Regions from separate parts of the Mus musculus genome. Here regions 2 and 3 are each linked to region 1. A link is a loop called in an ENCODE intact Hi-C map of the cell type or tissue named here. Cell type or tissue: heart. All regions are shown on one strand. Each heading gives the region's core, and the rest is flanking DNA. Links, peaks and the distances in the headings are about the cores only. Region 1 holds the start of Zfp148 (zinc finger protein 148). Region 2 overlaps Zfp148 (zinc finger protein 148). Region 3 holds the start of Osbpl11 (oxysterol binding protein-like 11).

Region 1 (10,555 bases), core at 1,806-9,805:
AAACACTAATGCACATAAAAATAAAAAAATCACTAAAAATAGTTACTAGTGCACCCTCAGTTCAGATCCTCACGTGTCTTATTTCCTCATTTTCCTGTTCCTTGCCTGGACACGGTCAGCTATGCTGAGTGGCTGTGGCTGTTAAGCTCGTTGGAGCACTCTCTTCTGTCCCTTTCGCTACCAGTTGTTTCTACGTCTGCTTCATCTGCTTCGCTTGCTCACCTTAACCTGTGTGGCTTGTTGCACATGGGGCTTGCTACCTGTGTGGCCCCCGAACACCTTAGTTCTCCTCCCTCCCAACAGTGCTGGATTCGTTTACCAGAAAGATCCTGGAGCCATGGAATCCACATAAAGGGGGACAGGGAAACTGACTCTAGGATATCGTCATCTGAGATCCGCAGGGTGACGCCGCATAAGCTGCACACAGACAGACAGACAGAAACACACACAACACACATAGACACACACACACAGACACACACACCACCTCCATGCACACACCGACACGAAAAAATAAAAAGTTAAAAGACCCAAACTATACTATTTTAAGAGACTTCCTAACTCATCAGTGATATTCCTTTCCCTGTAAGGAAATCTTTCAACAAACTGTGTCTGTGTACTTTCACAAGCCCATTGATGAAAGCGGGAATCGGGAGTGTGTGTGTCCCCCACTCAGCACTTAACAAAGGAGGAGAAGCCTTTGTTTTGTTTTTGAAGGAAAAGAGCTACACTGAAATAATGCTAGCTTATGAGATGCTATAAAGTCAACTCTGCGCACTCGAGAATGACTACAAGGACTGAATGGCTGGATGTCTCAAACATTGTCACTGGGTTGGAAGGGACAGAAGCCTGAGATGCCTCAGTGGGGACAGGCACGATGGCACGATGATCTGAACTCAATCTCTAGCACCCACATAGTAGAGGAAGAGAACTGACCTCAGCAAGTTGTCCTCTGACCTCCACACATTTGAAGTGACATGTACCACCCCACCACACGAATAAATAAACATACACAGTAAAGTTATTTTAAATGATAGACTCACTCAGGAACACACCATAGTGGTCTCTTTCTTTTCCTTCCTCTCTCTTCTCTTTCCTCCCCCCCTTCTTTCACAGGCTCTCGAACTTTCCAAAGTGGCCTTGGGCTGACTATGTGGCTGAGGGTGCCTTGAACTTGAGATCCTCCTGCCTCTTCCTGCTCAGTGCTGGGAACATGGGATGTGCTACATCTCCAACTCAGAACAGTTCCTGGAATAGTATGCTGCTGAGCGTGATGGCCTTTAATCCCAGCTCTCAGAAACCATAGGAGTGGGCTGGTGAGATGGCTCAGCGGGTAAGAGCACCTGACTGCTCTTCCAAAGGTCCGGAGTTCAAATCCCAGCAACCACATGTTGGCTCACAACCACCTGTAACAAGATCTGACGTCCTCTTCTGGAATGTCTGAAGACAAGTACAGTGTACTTACATATAATAAATAAATTAAAAAAAAACCACATATGTGACATATGTATGTGTGTGATATATTAAATGATTTATGCTTATCTAGCATTTTTAAAAAGGACTGAAAACAAAAAACCAAATAGTAACAAAGAGAAGGAGAATAGCTACCTGATATAAGGGAGGAACGTTGATTTTGGCTTGTGCCAAAGAAATTTTGGACATGGTGAGGAAGAAGACCATGGCAAGTGGTAGAGCGAGCTGCTCAGCTCATGGTGGCCAAGGAAGGGAGAAGAGGGCTGTGTCCAGGGATAAAACACACCCTTCAGGGGCTGGAGAGATGGTTCAGTGGTTAAGAGCACCGACTGCTCTTCCAAAGGTTCAGAGTTCAAATCCCAGCACCCACATGGTGGCCCACAACCATCCATAATGAGATCTGACACCCTCTTCTGGTGCATCTGAAGACAACTACAGTGTACTTAGATATATAAATCTTTAAAAAACAAACAAACAAACAAACAAACACATCCTTCAAGGGCACACAGCCTGTTTTGTTCAACCAGGGTTTGTTTCCTACTCTATTTCTCAGTGATATGATAAACTATGATGCTTTAGCAATCCCTTGCTAGGGTTAGCGCCCCCAGGATCTAATCACCTCACAAAGGCCCCACCTCTGAACACCATTGCATCGAGTACTAAGTCAGCACATGAGCTGTAGGGGAACATTCAGATACAGACAGGTGGTATGAGGGGGTTCTTTTGTGATCAGAGTGGTTGCTTGGGGGGTGGTGGTGGTGTTGTTTCAAGACAGGGCTTCTCTATGTGGCTCTGGCTGTCCTTTCCTAGAGCTTGCTTTGTAGACCAGACTCTCCTCAAACTCATGTATGTCCACTTGCCTTTACTTCCTAAATGCTGGGATTAAAGATGTGCACTACCACAAACTGGTAAGGAGTGGTTCTGTCCTCACTGTGGGGACAGACCTGTGCTCCTACATAGGATGGAGGTAAACTCTAAACACACATGAGGATGCACATGCCGGGTGTGGTGGCACATGCCCTTAATCCCAGCACTCGGGAGGCAGAGGCAGGCTGATTTCTGAGTTCGAGGCCAGCCTGGTCTACAAAGTGAGTTCCAGGACAGCCAGGGCCACATAGAGAAACCCTGTCTTGAAAAACCAAAAACCAAACCAAACCAAACCAAACCCCTGGAGGATGCACATGGGTTCAAAGGTCACAGATACTGCCCGGTTTTGTGGGCACTACGTAACAGGCTCCTGCCAATCTGCTGCTGTTGATGGCTCTCCATAGTTTTATATCACACCATTGGGAGAAGCTGGGTGAAGAGATAAAGGAGTTGTTTTGCCCTGTATTTGTAACTTCGTATAAGTGTACAGTCATTTTAAAAATTTATCATTAGGGGTGCCCCTGTGGATGTTAAGAGGACAACTTTGGGGCTGGAGAGATGGCTCAGTGGTTAAGAGAACCTACTGCTCTTCCGAAGGTCCTGAGTTCAAATCCCAGCAACCACATGGTGGCTCACAACCATCTGTAATGAAATCTGATGCCCTCTTCTGGTGCATCTGAAGACAGCTACAGTGAACTTAGACATAATAATAAATAAATCTTTAAAAAAAAAAAAGAGAACAACTTTGTGGAATTGATTCTCTCCATCTACTTTTAGTGTGAGTTGAGCTCAGGTTGCTATCTTGTGAAGCAAGTGCGGTCACCTGCTGAACCCCCTTGCTGATCCTTCATTTGTTTTAAAGAGTTATTTTTATTCATGGTGTGTGCTTGTGCATATTATCTGCCATGTGTGTGCAGGTGCTCTGGAAACTTGGGCCCTCTGAAAGAGCAGCAAGTGCTTTGAAATGCTGAGCCATCTCAGACAGGGTTTCTCTGTGAAGCCCTGGCTGTCCTGGAACTTGCTCTGTAGACCAGGCTGGACTCTAACTCAAGTGATACCCCTGCCTCTGCCTCCTGAGTGCTGGGATTAACGTCACTACCTTATGGCTGTCTCTCATTGTTTTAAAGTGGGTGAGTGGAAGAAATTTAAGATGGAAAGGAAGCAAGCTGCGTGGCCAAGACTGGTATTGGAAGGTAAGCAGCAGCAGTCTGGATAAAAAAAATGGACCAGCAAGAATTTCAAGAGCCTTCAATCACTCTTACTTTGAAGGCATGGTCAGTAGTCTTCTCCACTCTGCCCATTTTAGATGGTTGTTTCTTCCTTGTCTTAATTCTCTTCAGAAACAAAGAGATGTATTCCTAGTGGCAACCCTATTCATCTTAGTCCACTGGGTGTGACCCTAGGCTTTTAGCTCTTTCTAGTTATTAGCTTTACCACAGCTTAAACCTAAAAGTTAGCTTCTTGGCTGCCAGAGGGTTTTTTTTTTCTTCTCTTCCCTTTTTAAAAATACATCTGAATTTGATGTCACTGCAGTTGCTAGAAGTTGCCAGAAGGCTGTCCTCCAGCTAACTGTCCCTTGCTCTAGCTTGTATCACGGTTTTGTTACAATTAGCATTCAGAATATGCACTGTCATCTTATTAAAATTTATATTTTTTTAGTGGAGAAGGTTCAAGTAGAGTTTATTGTGAGGCTGTGGGCTCATCCCTGCTTTTCTTAGTTAACTGTGTTTGAATTCAGCTGAACTTCTGAGCCTCAGCTACTTCAAAAGGCGTCGCGGTTTACTAAGGTTAACGCCTGAGGGAATATTAACCTTGCAGACAGTAATCTAATTCAGTGTCATCACAAGTGCATAATGCGGGAGTTTGGAGTTTGGCCAAAAAGCCTATTCAAATGAACATTCAAGGGGTGGGGAGGTGGGTGTGGACAAGGAGAGAATTCCAGAAATGGTTATGTAGATATTTTAATGTCCTTTCCCTCTCACCTCAAAGGTTATGTTTAAGTATTGCAGAGAGGTGCTAAAATAAAGCCTTGAGATTGTGAAACAGAAATCCTAACGAAGGTGCTCCATCTCTCAGGAAGTTCCCAATAACCCGATCGACATTCACTGGGCACATTAAGTTAGCTGACCTTGTACTACTGTGTGGGCACAAAGGTCATTAACTGTAAGCCCTCCCTTTGTATAGGCAACTAAAGGGCCTTGGTGTTAAATGAGGGCGCTCCTAAGAAACCAGGATTTAGTGAAGGTCGTCGAAGGGCTGCCAAAAGATGGCTCAACTAAGCAATCTTAGGTATGCAGAGATTATAACCAAGTCTTTGCTGACATGCAGACCGTGGTTTGGGCCAACGAAGTCCTGACTGGGATCTCTTGCTTTTTCTCGGTGCCCACATCCTGCATCGCGGTTTGCAGACTCCAACCAGGTTTTCTAGTTTCAAGGGTGCAGGGTAGCATCTTCCGGAAAAAGAGGAGAGGCTAGGTAAGAGAATAAAAGAAAGATCCAAGAAATCCTGGCTAAACCCTTCATCGACGTTCCCGCCCCTTCCACTTCCCAGGGCCTGGGCCGCTATTTAATCCCCATTTTTCACTTCTCGGGGTGCCAGGCACGCACCCAGCCTCAAGGGGAGGACGTCCCTCTCAGTGGCTTTCCCAGCTCCCATCAATTTCAAAGCGTTTTCCTCTCAGGCCCATCAGGGGGACCCCCAGAGCGGGGCCCAGCTTTCCCGGCCACGCCGCGCTGCTGACACGCAGGCGCCAGAATCAAAGCCACGCTTGGTCTCGCAGCCAGGTCTCCGCGCCAAGCGAGGGCCGGCGGCCCGGAGCGCTTCCTGTGTGCGATGCTTCCCATAATGCACCGCGCCGGCAGCGGCGGCGACCGCGGCGACGCTCTAGCCGCGCCATGTCTGCCTCTCGACTGCTCTGGGAGGAGGAAGAGAAGGAGGAAGAGGAGGAGGAGGAGGAGGGGGAGGAAGAGGAGAAAGGCGCAGGGGTGGGAGCTGTCGCCGGAGCTGCCACAGCAAAAGTTCTCTCCCCTCCCCCTCGCCCTCCTCGTCGGGCCCGTGGGAAGGTCGGAGCCGCCGCCGCCTGCAGTCAGTGACCGCGCGCCTCGGCGCCAGCCCCGCGGTAAACGCTCGGCCTGGCAGGCCTGGGCCCGGGAGGGCGGGGGAGGGGAGGGGGCGGCGCGCGGTCGGGGGGGGGGGAGCGCGGCGACGACGGTGTGACCCGCAGGAGCGGCGGGCCGGCCGGCCGGGGGGCGGCCCGGGAGGCGGCGGGCGCAGGCCGCGGGGAGCGCGGGGCTGGGGACGCGAGGATGGTGGGTCGGGGCTTGGAGAACGGAGAATGACGGGGGCGGCGGAGGCGAGAGAGCGGGCGGCCTCCGAGGCCTGCGGCCGGTGTCGGGTAGGAAGGTGGGATGCACGCGGGGAGGCCTCGGGGTGCCAGGCTGTGGGCGACGAGGCCGGCCAGACCCTGGGGTTCTCCGCCGTCTTGGTGCAGTGCTTTCTGCACCGCAGGCCTCGGTCGCCGCTGCTGCCTCGGTGTGCTCGTTGGCTGCAGGGAAGGGCAGGGGCTGGTGAAAAGGGGATTGCTTGCAGGAAGCCGAGTAGGAGTGCGAAAGGGGAGAAAGGGGCCGGAGGGGAAGATGCCGGATAGGTGGAGGAATGCCGGGGGTGGCTGTGGAGCAGTCTTGAGGATTCTGAGGGTGTTCATTGTGCAGATACGTTAGGTGTTTCATTATGGAAAGAACCGAAGCGTTTCCAAGGCAAGGGGAAGAAGGCTAGAGTAGTTTCTACGGATAGAAGGAAGAGCGTTTGAAGCCAGAGGAGTGCTAAATATTGGAAAAGAAGCAGAGAATGCATAATAGAATAGACAGATGTAGCATAATTATCAAATGCTGGCCCAAGGTCTAAAGAGTTATTCCAGATGGGCCAGAGTGGCCTAGTTCGGAACCTGTTTGGGCTCTTCAGTAGATGACATCCGGTAAGTGTGGGTCCCCGCTTGGTTGGGGGTCATTGAGAATTTAGTCACTTAGCCTGTAGATTGGTTTGAGACATTTTAGTGCCGCACTAGTGAACTGAAAAATCTTTGAAAGAGACCTTGAGAAACCGCCTGGCTTCTGGGCATTCTTGAGGCCACGGAGTTGAGAATTTTAGCAGATTTGGAGTATTGTCTGTTACCGGAGGGTGGATGAACACCGTCCTGGAAGACGGTGGAATAGGAATTAACGTGGCCTGGCGGTGTTCTTCTTCACTGCCTAGCTTATATGGTACCACCAGAAGAGCTGGTGCCGTATTTCAGCCTAGGTTGCAGGACATAGATTGTAATTGTCCGGGTCAAGAGTTGGTGCATTCTAGTCTGGTCTTTGAAGGCTCCATTTGTCTAGTTCTATACTTCGGGTTGGCGGGAGATCCTTTTCCATTCACAGTTCCGGGTGTACTCTTTCACGGAGGCATGATGTTATTAAAGAAAATAACATCTGCAAGCAAAATGTAGGCAGAGCATCTAGAATATCTGTTATCTTAGCTTATAAGGAGGTCAGGAGTGGTTGTAATGCCTAAGGAAATCTGAAGTGACAGGATGAGTCGAGGTCTCATGAGGAGGGACAGTCCCTATGTTAGGAAACCAAGTTCTGCACTCCCTGAATGCACAGTAGACCACATTTTTCAAGAAGGAACACTGGGTGAGAACAGAGTCTTGTCCTTTTTGTTTTGTTTTGCTTTTTTTTTTTGAGACAGGGTTTCTCTGTAGTTCTGGCTGTTCTGGAACTTGCTGTTGTATACCAGGCTGGCCCGGAACTCAGAAATCCACCTTCCTGTGCCTCCTTAAAGGCACAGCCCGGCTAGAACAATGTGTTAAATTCTATTTGGATAGTGGTCACCTTTTGTTATTAAGAGAAATTACATAATGTGTTGTGGTATCATTTCAACTGAAGGGAAGACGAGTATGTTAAATGTGACAGATCTTTTTCATGGCAGTTGAAGGAAAAGAGAATAATGGGGAGGATGGGGTAACATTCGGGAGAGGGGAAGGAAACTCAGGTATATTCATTCCTTTTTCTTTCATTATAATTTTTCTTATAGAAATAACTGGATTTTTTTATTTTTAAAAAAACTTGGAAATTTTCCGGTTAGTGCATTTAGATTTGCTCACTTTTAAAAAGATTTTTTTTTTTTTTTTTTTGGTTTTTCAAGACAGGGTTTCTCTGTATAGCCCTGGCTGTCCTGGAACTCACTTTGTAGACCAGGCTGGCCTCGAACTTAGAAATCCACCTGCCTCTGCCTCCCAAGTGCTGGGAGCAAAGGTGTGCGCCACCACGCCCAGCTAAGATCTTATTTTTATTTATGCATATGTATTTGTCTATGTGAACATATGCCATGGATGTGAGGGTAACCAAGGAGGTTAGAAGAGAATGTTGGATCCTCGGGAGCTGGGATGACAAGCATTTTTGAACTGACTGATGTGGGTGCTGGAAACTGAACTTGGGTCCTTTGGAAGAGCAGGACGCACTCTTATTAGCTGCTTCTTTGGCCATTTTAAAAAAGGGCTTACTTGACATGATGCACCCATTTTTACTGTCATGGTGTTCGTGGCTCAGTTTCCCTCTGCTGCACTGGTATTGTGTATTGTCATTTCTTTTACTACTGAGTGCCAAATACAGTATGTTGTGTTTCTTATGCAAATAATATGAATATATGTAATTTTAAAAAACTGTCCTGAAGGGACTAACAATGAAAAGCAATGAAACAGGGGTTCATTGCAGTTTTGCTTTCATAGACTGCTGCCTGCTGTGCCCTGCAAGCCCCCCCCCCCCCTTTCTGAGACAGGGTCTCACTGTGTAGCTCTGTCTGAGGAGGGACTGGCTTTGTAGGCCAGGCTGGCCTCAAACTCAACAGAGATCCGCTTGCCTCTGCCTCCCAGGTGCTGGGATCACGGGCCCACATCACCGTGTCCAGTGAGCTTTTGTGTTGGTGTTCTGAGACAGGTTTCTGTCACCCAGGCTGGCCCCTTAAGTATGTAGGAAAGATGACCCTGACTGTCTGAACCTTTGCCTCTTTGATTTCTGGCATTACAGGTGTGAATTCCACAACTAGTTTCTGCAGTGCTGGGAACTGAACTGGGGACCAAGTTTTTTTTTTTTTTTTTTTTTTAATGTTTAATTATCTTATGTATATAAGTACACTGTAGCTGTCTTCAGACACAGCAGAAGAGGGCGTCAGATCTCATTACAGATGGTTGTGAGCCACCATGTGGTTGCTAGGAATTATACTCAGGACCTCTGGAAGAGCACTCAGTGCTCTTAACCACTGAGCCATCTCTCCAGCCCTCTCCTTTTTTTTTTTTTTTTTTTTTTTTTTTTTTTTTTTTTTTTTTTTTTAAAACAGGGTTTTTCTGTGTAGCCCTGGCTGTCCTGGAACTCATTATGTAGATCAGGCCAGCCTGGAATGAGTGCTGGACTGAAAGGCCTCGTTGAACCCAAGACTTTTTTGCATGTTGGGTAAGCACTACAACTGAGCTACAACTCCAGCCCTTTTTTCTTAACCATATTCTTACCTTCCACCTTAAGAGAATGAACACATAGCAGGAGGTGGAGTGCACCTTTAAGCCTAGCATTTGGGAGGCAGAGGCAGGCAGACCTCTGTGAGTTGGAGGCCAGCCTGGTTTGCTGAGTTAGTTTCAGGACAGTCAAGGCTAAACCAGGGCTCAGTTACAGAGAGAAACCTTGTTTTATGAAAAAAACAAAAAAAACAAAAAAAACCGTAAAATCACACTTCATATAAAATAATGGGTTACTGCATGGCATTTTCATATGTGTATATAATCACTTTGATCACATTGATCTCTCTGCTGCCTTATCTTATACTCTCCCCCACATTTGTCCTCTACCACAGGCTGCCAGTTCTAAGCATTAATTTTTCTGTAGTTCATGTTTTTCTCTGGCTCTCCCAAGCGGTTGGTAGGTCTTTATCATCTCTGGTCTTTGTTTTATGGAAGAATCCCACCATGCTCTGCTCCATCATTTCTCTCTTCACCAAAATGATGTCATCACTTTGGATCATGACTACAGAAGTCAGCTTTCCCTGAGTGAAATGGATGAATGTCATTGATGTCTTTTATTATTCATCCTCCATTCTGCTCTTCAGTTATTTTTGTGTATTAGATGATATACCTTGATATTAAAAATTTTATTTTTAAGTTTAGCTTTTATTTACATTTTAGAAATTATTGCATGTGTGTGGTCATGTGTGCAGCAAGGTGAGTGTGTGCGGAGGTCAGAGGAGAGCTTTAGGAGTTAGTTTTTCTCCTCAACCTTTATGTAGGTTCCAGGGGTTGAACTCAGGTCCTCAGGTTCGCCAGCATCATTAAGCAGCGAAGCACATTTACCCTCTGAACCATCCTGATGGCCCTATCTGTCTAAGCCTTGAGTTTTAGAGGCTGAAAAACTCAGTTTAGATGCTTTAAACCAACTGCTTTAGCATGCATCTCTGAACTTCCCAGTATATTAGAATAGGCTTTAAACTTCTAACTTTAAAAAGGGAAAGAAGGTTTTGCTAAAGTAGTCAGAAGTATTGGGCGAAATGGGAAAGGGAAGGCTTGGACTCAAACAAGAGTTGTAGGAACCAGCATCTTTGCAACATTAGCTTTGCTGGCTAGAGATGAGGAGTTGCTTGAAAGTATTAATTGCTTGTTCATCTTTGAACTACCTACCGGGTTGCAGTATCCTTAGACAGTCTTCAGGAGAGTGTTAGTTGATGAAATGTGGGAAGGTGTTAAAATGACCCATTAGTGTTCATTCCATAGGTCTGTGGTGTTCACTCACTCATTTGAGATAGGACCTTGCTAAATAGTTCCAGACTGGCCTGGGACTCGCTAATTGTCCAGGCTTACCTAGATTGTGGAATCCTCTGCCCCCCTGCTTCTGTCTTCTGGATTACAGGCACACATTGCATGCCTGGCTATAACTTTTTTTTTTTTTTTTTTTTTTTTTTAAAGATTTATTTATTATTTTATGTAAGTACACTGTAGCTGTCTTCAGACACACCAGAAGAGGGAGTCAGATCTTGTTACGGATGGTTGTGAGCCACCATGTGGTTGCTGGGATTTGAACTCTGGACCTTCGGAAGAGCAGTCGGGTGCTCTTACCCACTGAGCCATCTCACCAGCCCGGCTATAACTTTTTAAATTGGACTGATTTATTATGTGTGTGTACGTGTGTGTGTGTG
Region 2 (10,555 bases), core at 1,501-9,500, 96 kb after region 1:
TGTTTCTTAATACATCCAACTTAGTGTTACAGGGGGAACTACTTTTGTGGCAAATTTACTTCAGTGGCAGCTGTTGAGTCCCCAAGTACAGCTTTAACCACTGCCGCACTGTTACATGGGGGGAGACTCGCCTCGAATCTGGCTGTTCATCCACATCCTTTACAGCCACGTTGTAAATACAAGTAAAGGGCTTTTCTGAGTTCTGTGAATCGTAAGACTGAAGTAGGGGGTCATGGGAACCCTCAGCTTACAACTGGTCAGAAGTACAGATGAGAGGACTTAATGCAGCGTCTGAGGAGAGGAGAGTCTTGCTCAGGCCCTTGTGGGATTGGATTCCAGCTCAAGTTATGTTAGCTTCTGGACAGTGATCCAAAGGAAATGTCTGTGTTTCTGAATCCACTTAAATGATTAACCTCACCCAATCTTTTATATTGGCAATTAGTAGTATATAATGTAAAAGTATTAAAAGTCCAGAGAGCAGGAATTTATTGCAATTTTACAAATTCCTTTCAGTTTTCATGGGTTGATACCAGTACTTTGTGATAAGCTTCCATAAAGATGGAAAACATAAAAATCACATTAGTGTTTTGTTGTTGTTTGTTTTTATTACTTTAAAAAAAATTATTAGATATTTTCCTCATTCACGCTTTAAATGCTATCCCCTTTCCCGGTTCCCCCTCCCCCTGCTCACCAACCCACCCACTCCCACTTCCCGGCCCTGGTACTCCCCTACGCTGGGGCATAGAACCTTCACAGGCCCAAGGGCCCCTCTTCCCATTGATGACTGACTAGGCCATCCCCTGCTGCATATGTAGCTAGAGCCATGAGTTATACCATGTGTTTTCTTTCATTGGTGGTTTAGTCTCTGGGAGCTCTGGAGGTACTGGTTAGTTCATATTGTTGTTCCTCCTATGGAACTGCAAACCCCTTCAGATCCTTGGGTACTTTCTCTAGCTCCTTCATTGGGGACCCTGTGCTCTGTCCAATGGGTGGCTGTGAATATTCACCTCTGTATTTGTGAGGCACTGGCAGAGCCTCTCAGGAGACAGCTATATCAGCAAGCTCTTGTTGGCATCCGCAATAGTGTCTGGGTTTGGTGGTTGTATATGGGATGGATTCCCCAGGTGGGGCAGTCTCTGGATGGTCATTCCTTCAGTCTCTGCTCCACATGTTGTCTCTGTAACTCCTTCCATGGGTGTTTTGTTCCCCTTTCTAAGAGGATTGAAGTATCCACACTTTGGTCTTCCTTCTTCTTGAGTTTCATGTGTTTTATGAATTGTATCTTGGGTATTCCAAGTTACTTTCTCATACATGGTTTCTCTGTGTAGACCAGGCTATCCTCAAACTCAACCATCTGCCTGCTTCAGCCTGCCAAGTGCTGGGATTAAAGTCATACGCTACTGCTACCACTGTGCAGCTAAAAACTGCACTGATTATTAGCATTGTCATTTAAAATAGCCTTTAAGGAAGCACTCTTCAGCACTAACTTATCATTGAGTTTTTTTATTATTATTACTTCCTACCATAAAAAGAGAATCCCAGTCTTTTCATATTATGGTTTGAACTTTATTAATAAAAGCTTTGTAGAAGTTTATCTTTTTATATTTGTATCATACAGCAACTTTGATTACTTCTTGGAGCACTAAGTCTAATATATTTACTGTCTAATATATTTTATAGGATATGCTATCTTAGTTCTCCCCTTACTCTCTCAGTTCTTAGGCCTCTATTTTGTTGACATTCCTGTCATTCGTTCGTTTGTTCGTTCATTCATTCATTCATTCATTTTATTAAGATAGTGTCTCATTATATACCCCAAGCTGGCCTGAAACTATGTAGACTGGGCTGGCTTTGAACTCAAGAGGTCCACCTGCTTCTGTCTTATAAATGTTGGCGTATCAAAGGTGTATGCCTTTACAACTGGGCTCTCTCATTTATTCGATTGCAGGCATGGTCCCTCCTTACAGGGATGGTTACCAGACCCCGGTGTCTGTGATTTCTATTTCGTTGCTGTAAGACCTGCCATGCTTGCTCACACTGTTAGGACCTGGATTTTAAGATTCCCTTTTCTCTGCAAGGACCCAGGATTCAGTCATTCTACCTCTTCTCTAAACTACTGTTTGTTGCTGTGACTAAACACTAACCAAAGCAGCGTAAGTGAGAAGAGGGCATATTTCAGCGTTTAGAGTACAGTCCACTATCAAGGGAGCCAGAGCAGGAACTCAAGGCAGAAACTGAAGTAGAGCCCGCGGAGGAAGAACGTTGCTTACTGGCTGGCTTGCTCTGACTTCCTCATTTATCTCTCTTACACAGCTTGTGCCTACCTGTCCAGTTGTGACACAATCCACAGTGGACTGAGATTTCTGCATAAATTAGCAGTTAATAAGATGCTCCGCTGACAGGACCACAAGCCTGTCTGATAGAAATGTCTCAGTGCATGTTCCCTGGTCTCATGCTGAGACAAGTTTCCTTGTCGGGTTGAGAAATTAAGTTAATTGTGATGTTCCACTTTGTCAGTTTTGGCACACAAACCTCTTCTTAAAACTATAACCTTTCCTTTCTTGTTTTCAAAATCTCCTATTAATATCTTAATATAAGATACTTTTTTAAAGTCCCAGTCTTTAAGAGAATTTCATATGCAGCTAGAGACACGAGCTCCGGGGTACTGGTTAGTTCATATTGTTGTTCCACCCATAGGGTTTCAGACCCCTTCAGCTCCTTGGGTGCTTTCTCTAGCTCCTCCATTGGGGGCCCTGTGTTCCATCCAATAGATGACTGTGAGCATCCACTTCTGTATTTGCCAGGCACTGGCATAGCCTCACACGAGACAGCTATATCAGGGTCCTTTCAGCAAAATCTTGCTGACATGTGCAATAGAGTCTGCGTTTGGTGGCTAATTATGGGATGGATCCCTGGGTGGTAGTCTCTGGACGGTCCATCCTTTCGTCTTAGCTCCAAACTTTGTCTCTGTAACTCCTTCCATGGGTATTTTGTTCCCTATTCTAGGGAGGAATGAAGTATCCATATGTTGGTCTTCCTTCTTCTTGATTTTCTTGTGTTTTGCAAATTGTATCTTGGGTATTCTAAGTTTCTGGGCTAATATCCACGTATCAGTGAGTGCATATCAAGTGACTTCTTTTGTGATTGGGTAACCTCACTCAGGATGATGCTCTCCAGGTCTATCCATTTGCCCAAGAATTTCATAAATTCATTGTTTTTAATAGCTGAGTAGTACTCCATTGTGTAAATGTACCACATTTTCTGTATCCATTCAGGTACATCTGAGTTCTTTCCAGCTTCTGGCTATTATGAATAAGGCTGCTATGAACATAGTGGAGCATGTGTCCATATTACCAGTTGGAACATCTTCTGGGTATTTGCCCAGGAGAGGTATTGCGGGATCCTCCGGTAGTACTATGTCCGATTTTCCAAGGAGCCAGTGATATATTTTCTTATTTTAGGAGAGAAGAACTGGATCACAGTTAAATTCAGATCAAAGCAAAACTAAAACTGAACTGTGTAAATGGTTAATGTTTGACATCTGGGACTCACTCATGATCATCTGGATCCCAAAGGGCTTGAGTATTCCACTTCTCCAGCTCTGCTGTCCTTGGCACGCTAGCTTCTTGGGTAGGCTCGGCCTTGTTCCACTCCATACATGGTGCTCTTGCAGTCAGTTATCCCGTGGTTCTACATCTTCAGTCTGTAGGGATCTCCTTCTGGACTCTTTTACCAGTGACTTCTCTTGGCATTTCTTCTGGCCATGCCACATGATGGCAGTCGTCAGCTTCTCCATGATCCCTTCAGGACTGTAGCTTTCATGCAGCCAGAACCGGTTCTGTATGTGATACTCTGCTCTAGTCCCATATGGACCACAGCTTCTCTATTTGACCTCAAGGAACACTTCCCAGAAGAGTTTGCTTCAATGAGGCTGTCTCAGTAATCACAGCTGACTCTTGAGCTCCACCTAGCCAGCATCCATTGTCCCAGGGAGAGCAGGTTCCATGTTGATGATGAGACTGCATTGCTGGATCTGCTCTCTTCTGATTCTTCAGCCCTATTAACCAAAAACCAGGTTCTTTGGGTTTGGTTTTTTTGTTTTTTGTTTTCTTTTCTTTTCCTTTTTGGTTTTTCAAGGCAGGGTTTTTCTGTGTATCCTCTCACTCTGTAGGTCAGGCTGGCCTTGAACTCAACAAAGATATGCCTGCCTCTGCCTCCCAAGTGCTAGGGTTAAAGGCATGTTCTACCACTGCCTGGAAGAAACCAGGTTTTTTATTCAAAATCCGACACAAATGGCCTGATAACCTTTGCCCCTTCTAACAGTTTAAGCCTTGCCTTCTTTGTCTGCCTCTCAAGCCGTCTTTAGCTCACACAGAACATCCCATAGAGCTCTGAGCTCTTGTTGGCTTCTCCATATCAAGAGTTCTCAGAAGCCAGGCGTGGTGGCGCACACCTTTAATCCCAGCACTCAGGAGGCAGAGGCAGGCAGATTTCTGAGTTCAAGGCCGGCCTGTTCTACAAAGTGAGTTCCAGGACAGCCAGGGCTACACAGAGAAACCCTGTCTGGGAAAAAAAAAAAAAAAGAGTTCTCAGAGCTCACAGCCATCCTGTGAAACATGGCCAGGCCCTCCCTTCACTGTACCCTGCTGTCCAGGTCTAGCTGTTGAAGTGTGCATTTCTGTTTCTGGGATTAAACACTGACCACAGGCAGCTTGAGGAGAGAAGGGTTTATTTGCTTATAGGTCACTGAGGGGAAGCTCCTGGCAGCAGGAAATGAAGCAGAGACCAGGGAGGTAAGCTGCTTCCTCCTTACAGAGCCCACCTACCTAGGTGTAGCCCCATCCACAGTGGACTAGGTTTTTCTATATTAACCAGCAATTTAAAAAATGCACCACAGGCCAAGCTGACTGAAGCAGGTTTCCAGGTGTCAGGTTCACAGCTGAAGCTGACTGTGACAGCCCCCTTTCATCATTTCTACAAATCTTTGGTCTACTTGATCTAAATTCTGTCAGTTATAGCTACTCCCTTGCTTATATCATGTCCCTTGCCCTTTACATTTTAAATTTATTTTGTATGTATATTAGTGTTTTACCTGTAAATGTCTTTTTACCACTTGCATGTATGGTGAATGCGAAGGCCAGAGGAGAGCATCAGGTTCCCTGGAATTGGACTTATAGATGGTGTGAGCCTACATGTAGATGCTATGGATTGAACCCAGGTCCTGTGGAAGAACAGCCAGTGTTTTTAACTGCTGAGCCCTCTGTCCAGCCCCAACCATTGTCTTGTCTTTATCAGACTTTCTTTTTTGTAGCTAGAGTACCAGGGATTGAACTGAATGCCCTGTGTCCTAGACAAGTTCTACTGAGGGCTACATTCTTAGTCTTTCCCTGCCACCCTCACCCTCATAGTACTTATCTGACTGTACTTTATTTTATTTAAGTATAATTGTATATTTCTGCTCCTTTGGCTATTGGAATAAAAAAAAGCTATGCCAAATTAGAGTCAACTTACTGGTATTTTGTTTATATTTTTATTTCTTTTGTAAGAGGGCAAGAGTGGTATGTGCATGCTGTTGTTCATGTGAAAGTCAGAAGACAACTTGTATGAGTTGTATTCTTTCATCATGAGGGTGAAATTTAGGTTGTCAGACTTGACAGTAAACACCTTTGCCCACTAAGCCATCTTTCTGGCCCCATGAATTAGGATCATTTAACAATAGGTTCTGAGTATCTACTGTGAATGGCTTCTTTAGTTTACTTATCTAGAATGGGTCTGTAGTTTTATAACACATTGAAACTCTCTCTCTGTGTGTGTGTGTGTGTGTGTGTGTGTGTGTGTGTGTGTGTGTGTGTGTGTGTGTGTTTGTATTTGAGACAGGGTCTTACTGTCTAGTTCTGGCAATCATTAGAAGTCACTGTGTTACCAGGCCAACCTCAAACTCAACAGAGATTTGCCTGCCTCTGCCTCTCAGGTGCTGAGATCAATTTGTAGACCACCAAGCCTGGCTGTGTGTGGTTCTTTTACAGGAAAGACTTACTGCCTTTTTTACCCAAACAAGTTTTCAGTCTTTGTCCTTTCTATAAAACATAGCAATTCGGCTTCCCTTCTCACTTGTGGTTGATTGCCTACTTGCTGTGTATGGCCAAGGTTGGATTACTCAGACATTGAGATTTTAAATTCTTAGCACTGGGTGTATTCATCCATGTGTTAGAAGTCCTTTGGTGGAAGGTGAGATAATCACCTTCCTTTGAATGACAGTTGAGAGGTAAAAGTAGTAAAGGTTTGCACACTAAGGGTCATGAACGCAGCTAGAGTCCCTGGGTTGCAGGCTGACCTCTTCTAAGTAGTAGTGGGATATAATGCAAGTAGTGCTTGGGAAGGCTTACTGTACTTTACAAAACCTCTGGAGCTTGTCAGTGATTTGTATAGACGTGGAGAGAAAAAGCTTTTTATCATTCATTCATTTGTGGTTTTTTGAGACAGGGTTTCTCTGTATAGCCCTGGCTGTCCTGGAACTCACTTTGTAGACCAGGCTGGCCTTGAATTCAGAAATCCGCCTGCCTCTGCCTCCTGAGCACTAGGATTAAAAGTGTGCACCACAAGGCCCAGCTAGCAGAGAGCCTTTTCTTTTAATAGTGTTAGTTGTCCTTTTTTGAAAAACACATACATCTTTGTAGCCACACTCTTGTTTGTTGGTAGAGAAGGTCTGTTCAAAATTTTTCTGTCCCATTTAATAGGCAGAGCTATATTTTCTGTCTTGTTTTGCTTCTTCCAGATATTATTTAAGAGAAAATATGTGATGTGTAGTCCTAAATCTGAATTCCCTCATCAGTAAATTTGAGTCTTTTGTGTTTTTGATGAATTGGTAATTTGTTCCTTTTTGTTGCTTTCCATTTTATGGATATAAGCACTTGTAGAAGCATATATAGGGTTGTTCAATGGTAAAAATAGTATACATGGGCTAGCGAGAGATAGCTCAGTGGTTAGGAGCACTTGTTGGAAGACCCAGGTTCAGTTCCCAGTACCCACATCGCCACTCACAACCATCTTTAACTCCAGTTTCAGGAAATCTGATACCCTCTGACTTCCAAGGCACCAGACGGCACATGGTACATAGATAAACAAGTAGACAAACATCCTTGCATATAAAATAAAATTAGTATTTTTTAAAGTTGCATACAGCTTTTTGGTCAACATGTGTTTCACTTTTGAAAATATCTTAGGATGGAATATCTAGTTTATATTGCAAATGGATATTTGGTTTTATAGGAAACCAGTAAATTACTCTAAAATGATTGTGCTATTTTATATTTTTATAGTAACTGATGAACTTTCAATTTGTTCTGTAGCGTGTAGATTTTGCTATCCTGCTTTAAGGTCTGGAAGTGGGCCTGGCTACAAGCCCTCACCCAGAGAATATTAGATCCGTGAGTGAAAAACACAGACACATGTTTTTCAATTTCAACCTGCCTTATTGGCTCAATTACTGGGCACTACTATGGCTAACCTGCCCTTCCCAATACTCTTAGCTCAGCACCTCTTAACCTGCTCTCAGCTTCAGTTGCTCAGTTACCTTTAGTCCCTGCTCAGTACCCTAACCTCCTGCCTGGAGAAGTAACCCATGATCACTCCACCTGGTTGGTTGGCTTTTCTTCCTCTGAAGCATGGCCAAAACTCCTTTCCCCTCTCTTTATCCTGTATCTGCTACCTTCCTCCCCCCCCCCCCCCCCTTTGCAAGGACCAGGAAGTCCTGCCTAGTCCACCCAGCTAATTGGCTGCTAGCATCTTTATTGATAGCTCAAGAACCAATTGGGGAACAGGACCTTAGCATCAGACCCACCCCCTTCATTGTTCTGCTTTGTTGAGACAGGCTCTTATTGTATAGTCCAGGCTGGTTCAATAGCATAGTCTTGCTGAGTGCTGGGGTTTCAGGCATGTACCACCATGCTCCACTTGATCTGCATTCTTGACCTTGTCATATTTACTTTGGCCATTCTAATGAGCTTTACTTTGCATTTATTATGGCATTTTAATTTTACATGTATGGGTGCTTTGTTTACAAGCATGTTCATGCATCAAATGCATGCACACCTAGTACCCATGGAGGCCAGAAGAGAGCATTGGTTACCTTGAGATTGGAGTTACAGATAGTTTTGAGCCATCATGTGGGTGCTGGGAACCAAACCCAGGTTCTATATCAGAGTAGCCAGTGTTCTGTATTTATTTACACTTTCCTAGGGCTCTAAAAGGTTGGACTTTTGTTGTTGTTGTTGTTTTCTTACTCGCATTGATGGAGTGATAATTCCCTCACTCATTAAAAAACATTGGATTATTTTCTTACTTTTGAGTTTTGAGATTATCAGATATATAATTAGTGCCTTTTCTGCTGTAGATTGATGGAAAAGACTTCAATCTTTTCCTGGATCATGTAACAGTTAACATCATTTACCATATGACTATCCCTCCCTCCCTCCCTCCCTCCCTCCCTCCCTCCCTCCCTCTTTCTTTCTTTCTTTCTTTCTTTCTTTCTTTCTTTCTTTCTTTCTTTCTTTCTTTCTTTCTTTCTTTTGTTTTTTGAGACAGGGTTTCTCTGTGTAGCCCTGGCTGTCCTAGAACTCACTTTGTAGACCAGGCTGGCCCCGAACCATATAACTATTTCTTGCTGTGATATAAAAAAATAAAAGGGTAATGAGTTTACATTAATATATTCTGAAATATGTAGAAATGTAAGTCTAAAACTTTGGCAGATACTAGGCTTAGATTTTTTTTTTTCCTATTACAATTGGAACATGTAAGAAAAGGCCTGGAGGTGCAAGTTTTATTATTTACTTCAAAAAATCAACAATTTAGGTAAATGGGCTTTGGTTTAGTGCTTCTATCCCCACTACCCATGATTTTATACTAAGGCCTTTGAAGGGTCACCAGCTAGTGTGCTAGCCCTACAGTATGGCAGCTAACTTGTCCACTGGCTCACTTGTGGCCACTAATGGCCAGTACCAGTACTGCCTCTGTGTCTGTAAAGTGCTGGGTCTCACTGCCTAGTCTCTCTGCAAGGTGCTACCCTGGCTGATAATAGAGGGTTCTTCTTCTTGGGGAAGTTCATGTCACAGTCATGGCCTTAGCGTTGAATTCCCTTGTGCACTTGGCATAATATTCCAAGACATCTAGCAGTCAGTCAGCCAGCCCAAAGCCAAGCTGTGCCAGCCCTTGTCATAACATGGCAAAACCGCTGGCCTGGGCTTTCATGTTAATAGGCCAGAGCCATGCTGGAATCCTGACCCTGTAAACCAGGCAGGGTACAGTATGCAGTGGAGGCTGGCAGGAGTGGTGGTGGGCCCCTTCTTCATTGACTGTACTGTTTCAGCCCTTTAGCTGCCTTGCACAAGCATGAAATAAAGTCCAAATGCATCTGCCCTGCAAAACAAACAAAAGCTCATTATATTATCTTATATATCACACATATATATATCATACAAACTTACATAGCACATATTTTCCTAGACAGCTGGTTAATCTTTTTTTTTTTTTTAATGCAACTAAAGCACCAAAAAGAAATGAATTTGAGCAGCTCTGATGGCACATTTCTGAAATCTCAGCATTTAGAGGGCAGGAGAATTACTGTAAATTTGAGTTTGCATTGCCTACATATTGTATTTCAGACACAGATACTGGGCACAACTTCATTAAATAAATAAATAAATAAATAAATAAATAAATAAATAAATAAATGGAAAATGCCCACAACAACTTCAATAAATAAATAAATAAATAAATAAATAAATAAATAAATAAATAAAAGGAAAATGCCCACAATCATATTGTATTGTCATTGGAAAATATTTTAAGTATGTGACTATTTTATACTTAACATTGTTTAGAAAGATTAATGCTATACTTAAACTAAAATGCAGTTAGTACATTATATGTGAAATTTCATTGTAATTTCAGTTCAAGACCTGTGTTCATTTCTAATCATATTTAATCCAAAAGTCAGTTAAAAAAAATCCCATGAGCACTCCCTCCTGTCAGCAACAGCTGTATAAAGTTTCAGGTGTACTATTTTAATATTGCTGAGCTTGTTTCCAAATACTCTGGCATAACTCTCTAAGACCCTTCTCAGACTTACTTTCCGAGGATAACACTGAAGTTGTGATCCTTCTGCCTCATGTGCTGGGCTGACAGGCATGCGCCCCATACCTGGCCCGTGCTTCTCAGCCAGAGACTAGAGCAGCCAAATGATAAGAGGAAATAACAGCCCAGAAATAGAGCTGTTCTTTGTAGGGATATCAGAAGGAGACTTTAAAGTGTAAACTGTCACTTATGTAGTATAGAAAATAGATGAAAAATAAATTTTACCAAAGAATTGCATCCTATGAAAAGCTCTTGAAAGTTCTAGAATTGAACAGTATAGTAAGTGATACAAAAGAGGCTACAAAAGAGAAGATTAGTAGATTGGAAGTCATTGAGAGAAAAATAACATGGAAAACACCCAGATTTATAGTATAAACATTTCTTCACTTCTCTCAGGAATAGTCAGTCTGTAATGCTCTACACC
Region 3 (10,555 bases), core at 1,193-9,192, 200 kb before region 1:
CTACACAGTAACTCCTAAGACAAGGACAACTGTCTACACTAATCCACACCACCTGATTTAACTGTAATCATCTTTTGGAGGTCCTGCTTCCAAACACCATCTCACGGAAGGGAGAGTTAGGGCTTCAACAATCTGTGGGAATGAAGACACAGTTCAGTCCTCCACAGAGATGTTGTTACTACTTGACAGATGAGGGAAAACAGATCCAGAGAGGTTTATTGGGTCCCTTGCCTAAAGTCACATGGGCAGAGCTCATGTCAGTTTTACCTCTTGAAGCCACTCTGAAGCTTCTCCCACAGAAGAGGAGATCTACTGGCCAGCAGGATTGCTATGGAAGGCACCCCAACCTCCCAGCATCCGGCGTCCCACTGAAGGTTTCAGAAAAGTGCATTCATCTTCTTTATTCAAATCATGGCTTCCCCTCTCCTTGGACACTGAGTGAAGGTCAGATTTAGACCCTAATACACAATAACAAGCAAAAACAAATATCTAGCTGGGCCTGGTGATGCAGGCTGTAATCCCAGCTATGGGGGAATGCCGAGATCAGAAATCACAAGTTCAAGGTTAGCTTTGACAACTTAAGACCCCCAAGGTAAAATAAAAAGAAAAACAGGGCTGAGGGTATAGCCCAGTTGTAAAGCACTTGCTTAGCATGTCTGAGGTCCTGTGCTAGATCCCTAGTATCACAGCACAACAACAACAACAACAACAACAACAACAACAACAACAACAACAAAAGCCCAAATCCATGCAAACAGTTTCTCTCGTTCTGATTCCACAAGGGTCTCTCATTATAACTTATCCTGGTGAGCTTCTTACACAAAACAAAGTAGTGACATTCAAATTGCATTCTTTTAGCCTGGCACTGGCTTTCCCAGTAACTGCATTCCATGGTGGGTCTGGCTACCTGCGGTCATTCTCTGACTCTTGCCACAACAGTCCATGTTACCCTCATGTCAACCCTGGGTTGACGTATTCCTCATCACACCTGCTATGACTCCACTATCATTTATGACCTACTTTTGTATAATTATCTGCTATTAATAACCAGTCTCCCTTTCTCTTTCATTAAAATCAACTCTCTATACACACTTCGAGTTTATTTTCTAACAAACATGGTCCCATGTATCCTGGTCTCGCCTCAGACTCATTATGTGACTGAGGGTAACCTTGAACTTTCGGTTCTCTTGTCTCCACCTCCCAAGTGCTGGCTTTACAGGGGTGCCACTATGCCTCGTTTTTGTGGCGCTAAGGGTAGGTACACTGTAGCTGCCTTTAGACACACCAGAAGAGGGCATCAGATCTTATTACAGATGGTTGTGAGCCACCATGTGGTTGCTGGGATTTGAACTCAGGACCTTCAGAAGAACAGTCAGTGCTCTTACCCTCTGGGTCAATCTCTCCAGCCCACTTAAAACTCTTAATCAGCTCACAGGCCCCTCCCAGTTAAAAATCTCCATGACATTCTACTGGTTAGACCTGCTGCTTGAAGACCCGGTCAGTCTAAGAGGCCAGATATGGTAGGTAGCCTTGGGAAAGTCGGGCCATGCTCCCCTAAAGTCTGTCCTTGAGACAAAAAATTGACAGGTTTCAGCTACGGCTGGAAAACAAATCATGTTTTTCTCCCTGGAAACTGAAAAAAAAAAGTTTATGGTCCTACCTGGTGCCTACTTCTGTGCCAGGAGTCAAGTAGGCTAGGCTGGCTGTCACATGGTGTGGAAAACCCTGCCACCTGCTTAGAGAACTTGGAAACCTCCTTGGTTCTGGGATTTGAAGGTTTTCCTTCAGGACTCCATCATGTGGGAGCTCTCTCTCCTAACACAGTTCTTCCCTTAGCATCCTTGTCTCTCATCCTCTCATTTTAAAAGTTATCTTGTGAGACATCCCTTTATACACGTTTTCCTTCTCTAAGTCAGGTTCTCCACCACATTTCACCGATTATCTGTTTCATTCCCCAAATCCATTTATGTATGTATGTATGTATGTATGTATTTATTTATATTCTCAGTTGTAGGGGTTACTTCCATGTTGTCCAGATGAACATAGTAAAACATGCCTTTTAGACAAGAATTCCCCTACACCCAAGGCTGATAACCAGAACCCAGTGATAGCATTCACTCACCATAACCACCAGACCCAGGACTAGGTAGACAGAGAACTCCATGTGGTTCACTTGACACTATATGAGACCAAGAGCAATGTTCTTTAGTAATAATCCAACTCTGCCTCCTGCTAAAGAGGAGATAGCCTTGAATAGAAGACTCCTCTGCTAACTGAGATATACCATAGGCCTCTGCATTCCACAGAGGCCATCATCCTTAAATCCTTTTCAGGTCACACTTTGAACAATTTAAGAGGAAATAGGAGACTGCAACTCTGGGCAAATGGGACAGTTGCACAGCAAAGTTATCATCAGGATTGTCATGGCTACTCCTGGTTGTCAACTTGACTACCTCTGGAATGAACTACAATTCAGAAATGGAGGGCACACCTGTGATCCAGATCTTGAGGCTGGAAGACAGGTTTTTGACCTGGATCTTGACATGGAGATCTTGAGCCATAGTGGCCATGAAAATCTTAGGCCCAGGCAAGGTACACACACCTTTAATTCTAGGAGACTGAGGTAAGCAAATCTTTGAGTTCAAAGTCAGCCTGGGACAAAGCAAGTTTTAGGTTCAGGTATGGTGGCACACGCCTTTAATCTAAGCCACATCTTCTACTGGAGGCCTACATCAGGACCTTGAAGAAAGAAGGTTCACTCTTCTTCAACTGATTGTACTTACTTGCTAGCAAGTCTGTTGGAATCTATTTCCACAGAAGACCAGCTTATACTAGCCTCACAGGCCTGACTTCCCACTCACAGCTGCCCATTGTTGGGTTAGTTGGACTACAGACTGTAAGTCATTACAATAAATTCCCTTACTATATAGAGACACTCCATATGTTCTATGACTCCAGAGAACCCTAAGACAAGGATTATTTCTTTTTTTTTTTTCCGAGACAGGGTTTCTCTGTGTAGCCCTGGCTGTCCTGGAACTCACTCTGTAGACCAGGCTGGCCTCGAACTCAGAAATCCGCCTGCCTCTGCCTCCCAAGTGCTGGGATTAAAGACGTGTGTCACCACACCCGGCTAAGGATTATTTCTTAAGTACACCAGTGTGGTTCTTTCAAGTAGTTGTTACCCAGGTTAATCATGCCCACCTGGTAGAGGTAAACTTTCCCTGTGCCTAGACAAAGAGTTAATGGCAGGCTGGGCCTTGCAGATGGTTGTGGTCCTGCATTGCCCCTGTGTCTTGTTTTAGGAATGCTCTTTGATGGGTATAATGGCAGGTTGTCTCCTTTTGCTGTGGGAGTGGAGCCTAACTGGAGGTCAAGCTGAGGGGATAAACAGTAAGAGAAACTTCTTCAGAGACCCCAAACTTCAATTATGGTAAAAGTTTTCTTTCTTACAGTTTGTAACAAACGTGGCAATAAACTACTTTTCTTCCAGTGTTATTGGTCCTTTTTAAGTAAGCTTATTAGTAAATCCTTTTTATATCAATCTACTTCAAGTTTCTCCAGCATCACCAAGAGCTCTAATTTCCAAGACAATTTCCTTTTCTTTAAGACGATTTACCTTAGTCCAATATCATGTTGGGTTTTTTGTTGCTCAAAAATGACTGATCAGTTATTTTTCCCCACTTTGTTCTGTAAATTCTTATTTTTTTAGGTTCCCTTAAAAGGCAAGGAATGGGGCTCCCCAAGAGAGTATAGGACCTGTTTAGCAAGACCGTTTCATTCCCTTTTTCTCCCTCCCTCCCGCCTGCTGCCTCTTTCCCCACTGCTTCTTTCAGCTCCTTCTCTCCCTTGAGGCTCCGGTCACCGCCTCCTTTCGGGATCGTCTGCCCCAATCAAAGATGGCGCCGCCGCTTCAATGCTAGCGGAAATGAGCTCACACGACACCGGAAAGGAAGGCGGGGAGAGCTAGCAGGCGGGTGGGTGACCGGCTGTGGGTGGGGCGGCGGCCCGGGCCCTGGCTCTGGCTTTTACGTTTAGGGCTAAGGAAGCTCCAGGGAGCGGTCGGCTCCTGTGAACTCCGTGGGGCTCCAGGGCTAGCGCTCTCGGAGGAGGCCACGGTGAACCCCTCGCCTCCGGCCCAAGCTCAGCGGCCTCGGAGCCCGCGTCCTGCCCGGCGGCGTCTGCCCGACCCTCCGCGGGCTTCGCGCGACCGCTCCGGCTCAGTTCGGGGCTGCGGTGGGAACCGCGGAGCTGGCTGGACAGGGCCCTTTCTCCCGAGGACCCGGCTGAGGAGAAGAAGCGGCGCGGCTGGCCCGACCCCCGAGTCCTGAGGTCAGGCCGTGGGCTCCGGGGCTCCCGGGCCGTGGACCCCGTCCTTGCCCCGCGTTCCCAGGCAGAGGATCCGCGACCTCGCCCGCGCCGCCCGGCTGCTCCTCGGAGTGTGGCACCGAGCCCTCTGGCGGGGTGATTTGTCCTCCTTGTTCTTGCTCGGGAGAGGCATCTATCTGAAGGGTACCCGTGCTCTTTAAAACTTTTAACCAAAGTGGAAATGCGTGTCCTCTTTTTCTGGACCACTGTCGATTTCCACTCTAGCCGAGGTCTGAGATCCCGTTGAGAGTAAAAAAACGAGAGAGAGAAAGGGGGAAAAGTACTTACAAAATAACTCTGCACTTGGTGTCCCTCGCCCGAGAAGGGCAGATGAACTTTGGAGTTAAGATGCAGGGAGGTGAGCCGGCATCGGTGATGAAAGTCTCCGAGAGTGAAGGGAAGCTGGAGGGCTTGGCCACAGCAGTGACCCCGAACAAGAACAGCGGCAACAGCAGCTGTGGGGGTGCCATCAGCAGTAGCAGCAGCAACAGCAGCCGCGGTGGCAGTGCGAAAGGCTGGCAGTACAGGTATGGCCCTCCAAAGTGATGTTCTGGGGTGGCTCGGAGTGTGATGGGGTCTGCATATCCCAGTTGGAAGGCCAATTCCAAAGCGGCTGATGATCTGACTTGGAGATAGAACCCTGCTTTCGTGAGCAGGATTGACTTTCTTCAGAAATTCATTCAACAGGTAATTTTTTGAGGCCCTTTGAGGAATTCAGAAATGTACCCCAGAGTTTTCTCGATTATCCAAGGGCTTATTCTTCCTCTGATTTATCTCTACACTCACTTCTGGTTTTTGCCTCTGTTGTAATCTGTTTACAAGCAAGCCTGAACGTCTCTTAGAGCAGAAACTGTGGAACTCAGCGCTTTGAGAGGCAAATGCTGGTCTTCAAAACTTGTGGAATGATTCGAGTAACAAGAGTCAGAGAAGATCTTATCCTTTGGTTGCTTGTGACTTAGAGAAGGGGAGGGACTTAAATACAGAGGCTGATAAGCAGTAGAGTGTAATCAGGCTACTTGAAAACTCTTGAAATTCTACATTTGTTAGTTTTTTTTTTTTTTTTTTTTGGTTTTTTCGAGACAGGGTTTCTCTGTGTAGCCCTGGCTGTCCTGGAGCTCACTTTGTAGACCAGGCTGGCCTCGAACTCAGAAATCCGCCTGCCTCTGCCTCCCGAGTGCTGGGATCAAAGGCGTGTGCCACCACGCCCGGCCATTTGTTAGTTTTTATTAATGTAAATGAAAAACTTGGAGAAATATCAAAAGCTTCATTTTGGTGCTTTAAAAAATATATGTATAAAGGGTTTGTAAAACAAAAAAATATATGTATATGTATGTATGTGTGTGTGTATATATATATATATATATACATATATATATATATAGTATAGGGAGAGATTACTACCCATAATTCTAAGAATGAATGGAATTAGGGCATCCTATAATGTTGGATCTACACTGATGAATACTGAAATTTTGGGTAACTGCTTGTATGTTTAATTCTAGTTGGTTTTGTTTGTTTGGTTTGGTTTTTGATTGTGTTAAACTCTTTGACTACACTTGTAAGACTTGGAAGGGGTAGGAACCAAGATGTTGTGAAAGCTACATATTTATCATGAGTACTATCCATATGTATGAACTGCGCGTGTGTTACAATATGCAGATGTGGGCTGGGCGTGGTGGTGCTCTCTCTTAATCCTGGAGCATGGGAGACAGGCAGGAGAATCTCTGTGAGTTTTGAGGCAAGCCTCATATCTGCATAGTAAATTCCAGCACAGCTAGGACTATATATCACCCTGTATCACCTAATATGCAAATATATGTCTATGTGAAATATGCAGGCATGAACCTACAGAAGTGAGAAGAGTAGCTAACTTTGTAATTGGCAATGGGGATTGAAGTCAAGTCAGTGTAACTCTCCCCCTTTGTGATTTTTTTCATTTTATTTTTTTATGGGTGTGAATGTTTGCCTGCATGTATGTATGTATGTATGTATGTTTGCATATGTGTGCACTGGCTCTATTGAATCTAGAAGAAGGCATCAGATCCTCTGGACCTGGACTCATCATGGAGCTGCCACATGGGTTCTGGGAACCAAACCCAGGTCCTCTGGAAGAGCAGCTAGTGTTCTTAACTGCTGAGCCATCTCTCCAGCCCCTCTCAATTTATGTGTTAAGATGAACCATAAGAAAATTCTTTTTTGTGGGGATATTTTGATATCATTCAAGGAAGTAAGGAAAAGTTCAAGATAACCAGAGGTCAGTCTTATAGTAGCAATTCTGAAAACCACTCTAAATTAAAGTGAAAAATGAAGTAGAATTAGAGCAAATATTAGGTGCTCAAAACTCATGGTCTCGCCGGGAGGTGGTGGCGAACGCCTTTAACCCCAGCACTCGGGAGGCAGAGGTAGGTGGATTTCTGAGTTCCAGGCCAGCCTGGTCTACAGAGTGAGTTCCAGGACAGCCAGGGCTATACAGAGAAACCCTGTCTCGAAACCCCCCCCCAAAAAAAACAGACCAAAAAACAAAACAACTCGTGGTCTCCTTTTCTTGGCTTCTCCCCCAGGTTTAGAGTCTAAAGATGTTTAAAACAAAATAATAACAATTACAAAAAGTGACCTAATCCTTTACTGCTTCTCAAACAACTCAGGCCATTTGCTCTGTCCCTACTAAGGAACAATGAGTACTTTTACGTCTTTCTTCCACCTGAGTTCCCTGTAAGTACACATGCTTTTAGAATTCTTTCTTGAGTTCTCTGAGAAAGCCAGCCCTTTCATCCCTGGGCCACAGCTGCACTGGCACCCCACTTTCTTGACTTCCTGACAGAACTTTCTCTTTGTTTGTCCTCAGTGTCTCGGTGGTGGTTGGCTTTTCTCTCCTTTAGTTGCCTAGGTTGGCTTTTCCCCTTTTCAAGGCTGTCTTACTTGTGTTGTGGACTCTATCTCTTTCTCCTTTCTGACCTCAGCTAATGGAGTCCGAGTCAGGAAATCTTTCAGGAACTCAAGAGCCAGGTTTTTAACTACCTGTCTGAACATTGCAAATCTCACCAGTAGCTTTAATCTCTACTGTAATTTGATACTATCTCAGTTTTGAAAATGTACATAGTTGGGTACACTGTGTGTGTGTGTGTGAGAGAGAGAGATTGATTGATTGATTGATTGATTTGAGAATGGCTGAGGATGATATTGAACTCCTTATCCTCCTAATCCTAATATTAATATCATATTTAAAACATTTTGTTAATTTATTTTTTAAAAATATAGATAGAAGGATTACATATTTGCCTTAAATGCTAGTCCCAGCCACCTAGTTTCCCTCCCTGGAGAAAGTATTTTTACTGATTTCTCTTTTTGTTTTGTTTTATTTGAGACAGAGTTTCTTTGTGTACCCCTGGAACTCACTCTGTAGACTAGGCTGGCCTCAGATGTCTAGCAGTCTACCTGCCTCTGTCTCCCAAGTTTTGTTTTGTTTTGTTTTATTTGTTTTTCCTCTTCTTGTTTTTGTTTTTTTCTTTTTTTGTTTTTCAAGACAGGGTTTTTCTGTGTAGCCCTGGCTGTCCTGGAACTCACTCTGTAGACCAGGCTGGCCTCAAACTCAGAAATCCGCCTGCCTCTGCCTCCCGAGTGCTGGGATTAAAGGCATGCCCCACCACTGCCCGGTGTTTTTTCTTTTGTTAATCTGTGTGTGTGCATGTCTTTGTAAGCATGTTCTCATGTGTGTGCAGTATGCATGCCTGTGAGCACGAGGAGCCCAGGTAGGGCATTGGGGTCCTCAGAGCTGTAGGTACAGATATTTGTGGAATTGGCTTGTTAAGTGGGTACAGGGATTTGAACAGCAGGCCTCATGGTTATGTAACAAGCAGTATTAACCACTTTCCCATCTCCAGCCCCTGCCCCTTGCCTCCTACCCCCTTTATTTGAGACAGGGTCTTACTATGTAACCCTGCATGGCCTGAATTTATAGGTAGAACAAGCTGGTCTCAAATTCACAGAGATCTGCCTGCTTCTTCTGCCTCTCCAGTGCTGGGGTTAAAAGAATGCAGCACCACACCCGGCTCTTCAACCCTGTTTCTTTCTGGTTTGTTTTTTTGGGTTTGGAAACAGGGTTTTTCTGTGTAGTCCTGGCTACCCTGGAACTAGGGACTAGTTCTGTGACCAAGCTGGACTGGAATGCAAAGATCTACCTGCCTCTGTCTCCTGAGTGTTAGGATCAAAGGTGTGAGCTACAGTGCCAGATAAAGTTGTGTTATTTCTTTATTTAGTAAGTACTTACTTATATTCAATATATTTTAGGATTTCACTTACTTACTTTTAGCAATATAGGAGACAAACCTAGAACCTTGCAAGCATGTAAGCCAACAATATTTTAGCTTTAAATAAAATAAAATGATACATGTCTGTGTGTGTAGGCATGTATGCCACATGGGCATGTGGAGGCCCGAGCCAGGAGTCAGCTCTCTCCTTCCACTATGTGCATTCCAAGGATTGAACTCAGTTCACTAAGCTTGGCAGCAAGTGCCTGTACCTACTGAGCCATCTCATTGGCCCCTTAGAGCACTTTTAATGACAAAGAAAAAACTTGTGTGTGTGTATGTGTTAGGGGGTGTGTAATGGTGTGTGTGTGTGAACGTGTACCAGGGTGTCCATGTCACCCTGGTCAGAAGGGAGTTGTGACAGTCAGTTCTTTGCTTCCACTTGTGGGTTGCAGAAATGGAACTTGAGTTGCCAGACTTACGTGATGTGACAAATGCTTTTACCTGCTTTCTCTGCAGCCGTCTCCACTTTAAGGTCTCTCTAAACCCAGGGATCCCCTTTCTCTGCCTCACCAAATCTGTGAGGAGTTTACTAAACCATACCTTTGTACCTCTGAGGGAGGTGGCAGGAGGACCAAGTAGGTCTCCTTGTCCCAGGCTGGGGCCCTGAACCCCAGACTTTCCTGCCTCCAGCCTTCCAAGTTGATTAAGGACATGTTACCACCATACCCAGCTAAAGCAGCGGCACTTATTATTTCACAGTGTGTGTGGGTTGAGTATTTTGGCGAAGCCAATTGTGTCCTCTCTCTGTTTTCCTCGAAGTCATGGTCACCCAGAACCTTGAATTTAAATAGGAAGGGTCTGCTTTTTAGCTCTCTCTTGGGACTCATGGAGGAAAGGAAGGACAGTTGACCCCAGTTGTCACCCACATTTAAAATTCTGAAAATGTGGAGGATAAATGAATCTGGGGCAGTGAGATTATACCCTGGGCTTTAGATGTGTCCAACTCAGTATGCCTGAGTGAATGCCTCACATTCAGCTTGCTTCAGAATGAAGGGACGTGGACTTCCCACAGTTCTCAGAGGAAGGTAATGGGCACTGTCTCTGTAAACAGAGAAGAAAATGGAAGTTGAAATGAGTTGGCCAGGATCCCATAGCTAGTAACTAGAAAAATTTTTATGACTGGTTATTTGCATAGAAGGATTAAAAGAAGATAGGCTGTAAATGAATGGATGCTTTTTACTGATAGTAGTAACTAGTTTAATACATGATTTGTCTCATGTTTTGCTACGATTCTAACTCATAACAATGATTTTTGAGACCGCTCAGTGTGTGAGCCTCTCTGTTACTCAGATCCCAATTAAGTGCATACCCAGCAGAATGGAAGTCGGAAGCTCTGGCCTTCATTTTCAGTGTCATTGAAAAGAATCAGGGAAGGAAAAGAACCTCTTCCGTGTTTGCTGACTGTCTCTTGATTACTCTAGGAAAAAGTTGGTTGAATTTATTCCATTGGCCCTAAGTTATCTTTCCTTTAGAGTCATTTTAATTCAGGGTCCCTTCTTTTTCACTGTGAAAGCTGGCAGTTCATAGATGAATTTTCTCTTTATTTTTCTCTTCTCTGTGTCAGCTTGTTTTGTTGTGTTGTTTTTGTTTTTTGAGACAGGATTTCTCAGTGTAGTCTTTGGATGTCCTGAAACTCCCTCTGTAGACCATGCTGGCCTCAAACTCAGAGATCCACCTTCATCTGCCTTCCAAGTGCCAGGATTAAAGGTTTGTGCAAAGGCAGGCTTACAAATCCGACACTTCGCTGTTTATTGAAATGGATGGAAAGGAACAAACCAAAGGAAGTGCTAAAAGGCAGGCTGGGCATGTGTGGTAGGGACTGCCTCTCCAAACTTTAAACACTTCAAACCTTGTGTTTTTGGCTTTCTACCTGCTAACGA

Evidence for each region. Peaks named below come from ENCODE experiments on the same cell type or tissue, not always from the same donor. Only the 100,000 strongest peaks of a DNase experiment are listed, where the experiment ranks them.
Region 2: it touches region 1 in a loop (2.1-fold over the local background); 5 of 42 quality-filtered maps call a loop at or near these places.
Region 3: it touches region 1 in a loop (4-fold over the local background); 2 of 42 quality-filtered maps call a loop at or near these places.

Annotation. Positions count from the first base shown.
Region 1 is chr16:33,375,569-33,386,123 of GRCm38, forward strand. It overlaps Zfp148 (zinc finger protein 148), which reads left to right and starts at 5,207. Exons shown (of 9, transcript NM_011749.4): 1 at 5,207-5,459. It overlaps 1700007L15Rik (RIKEN cDNA 1700007L15 gene), which reads right to left and starts at 5,168. Exons shown (of 2, transcript NR_045709.1): 1 at 4,948-5,168; 2 at 4,286-4,811. In heart, for the core only: CTCF peaks have their summits at 3,009 (motif pointing left) and 5,054; DNase peaks (open chromatin) are centred at 5,243 and 5,743; H3K4me3 peaks cover 3,195 bases; H3K27ac peaks cover 2,969 bases.
Region 2 is chr16:33,472,318-33,482,872 of GRCm38, forward strand. The region is part of intron 7 of Zfp148 (zinc finger protein 148); the gene reads left to right. Among named protein-coding and RNA genes, the nearest start is that of Slc12a8, 41 kb to the right of the region's middle. In heart, for the core only: a CTCF peak has its summit at 8,987; no DNase peak of the experiment used is centred there.
Region 3 is chr16:33,181,109-33,191,663 of GRCm38, forward strand. Osbpl11 (oxysterol binding protein-like 11) reads left to right here and starts at 3,963. Exons shown (of 13, transcript NM_176840.3): 1 at 3,963-4,892. The coding sequence starts at 4,696. In heart, for the core only: a CTCF peak has its summit at 4,462; DNase peaks (open chromatin) are centred at 3,923 and 4,833; H3K4me3 peaks cover 1,783 bases; H3K27ac peaks cover 1,665 bases.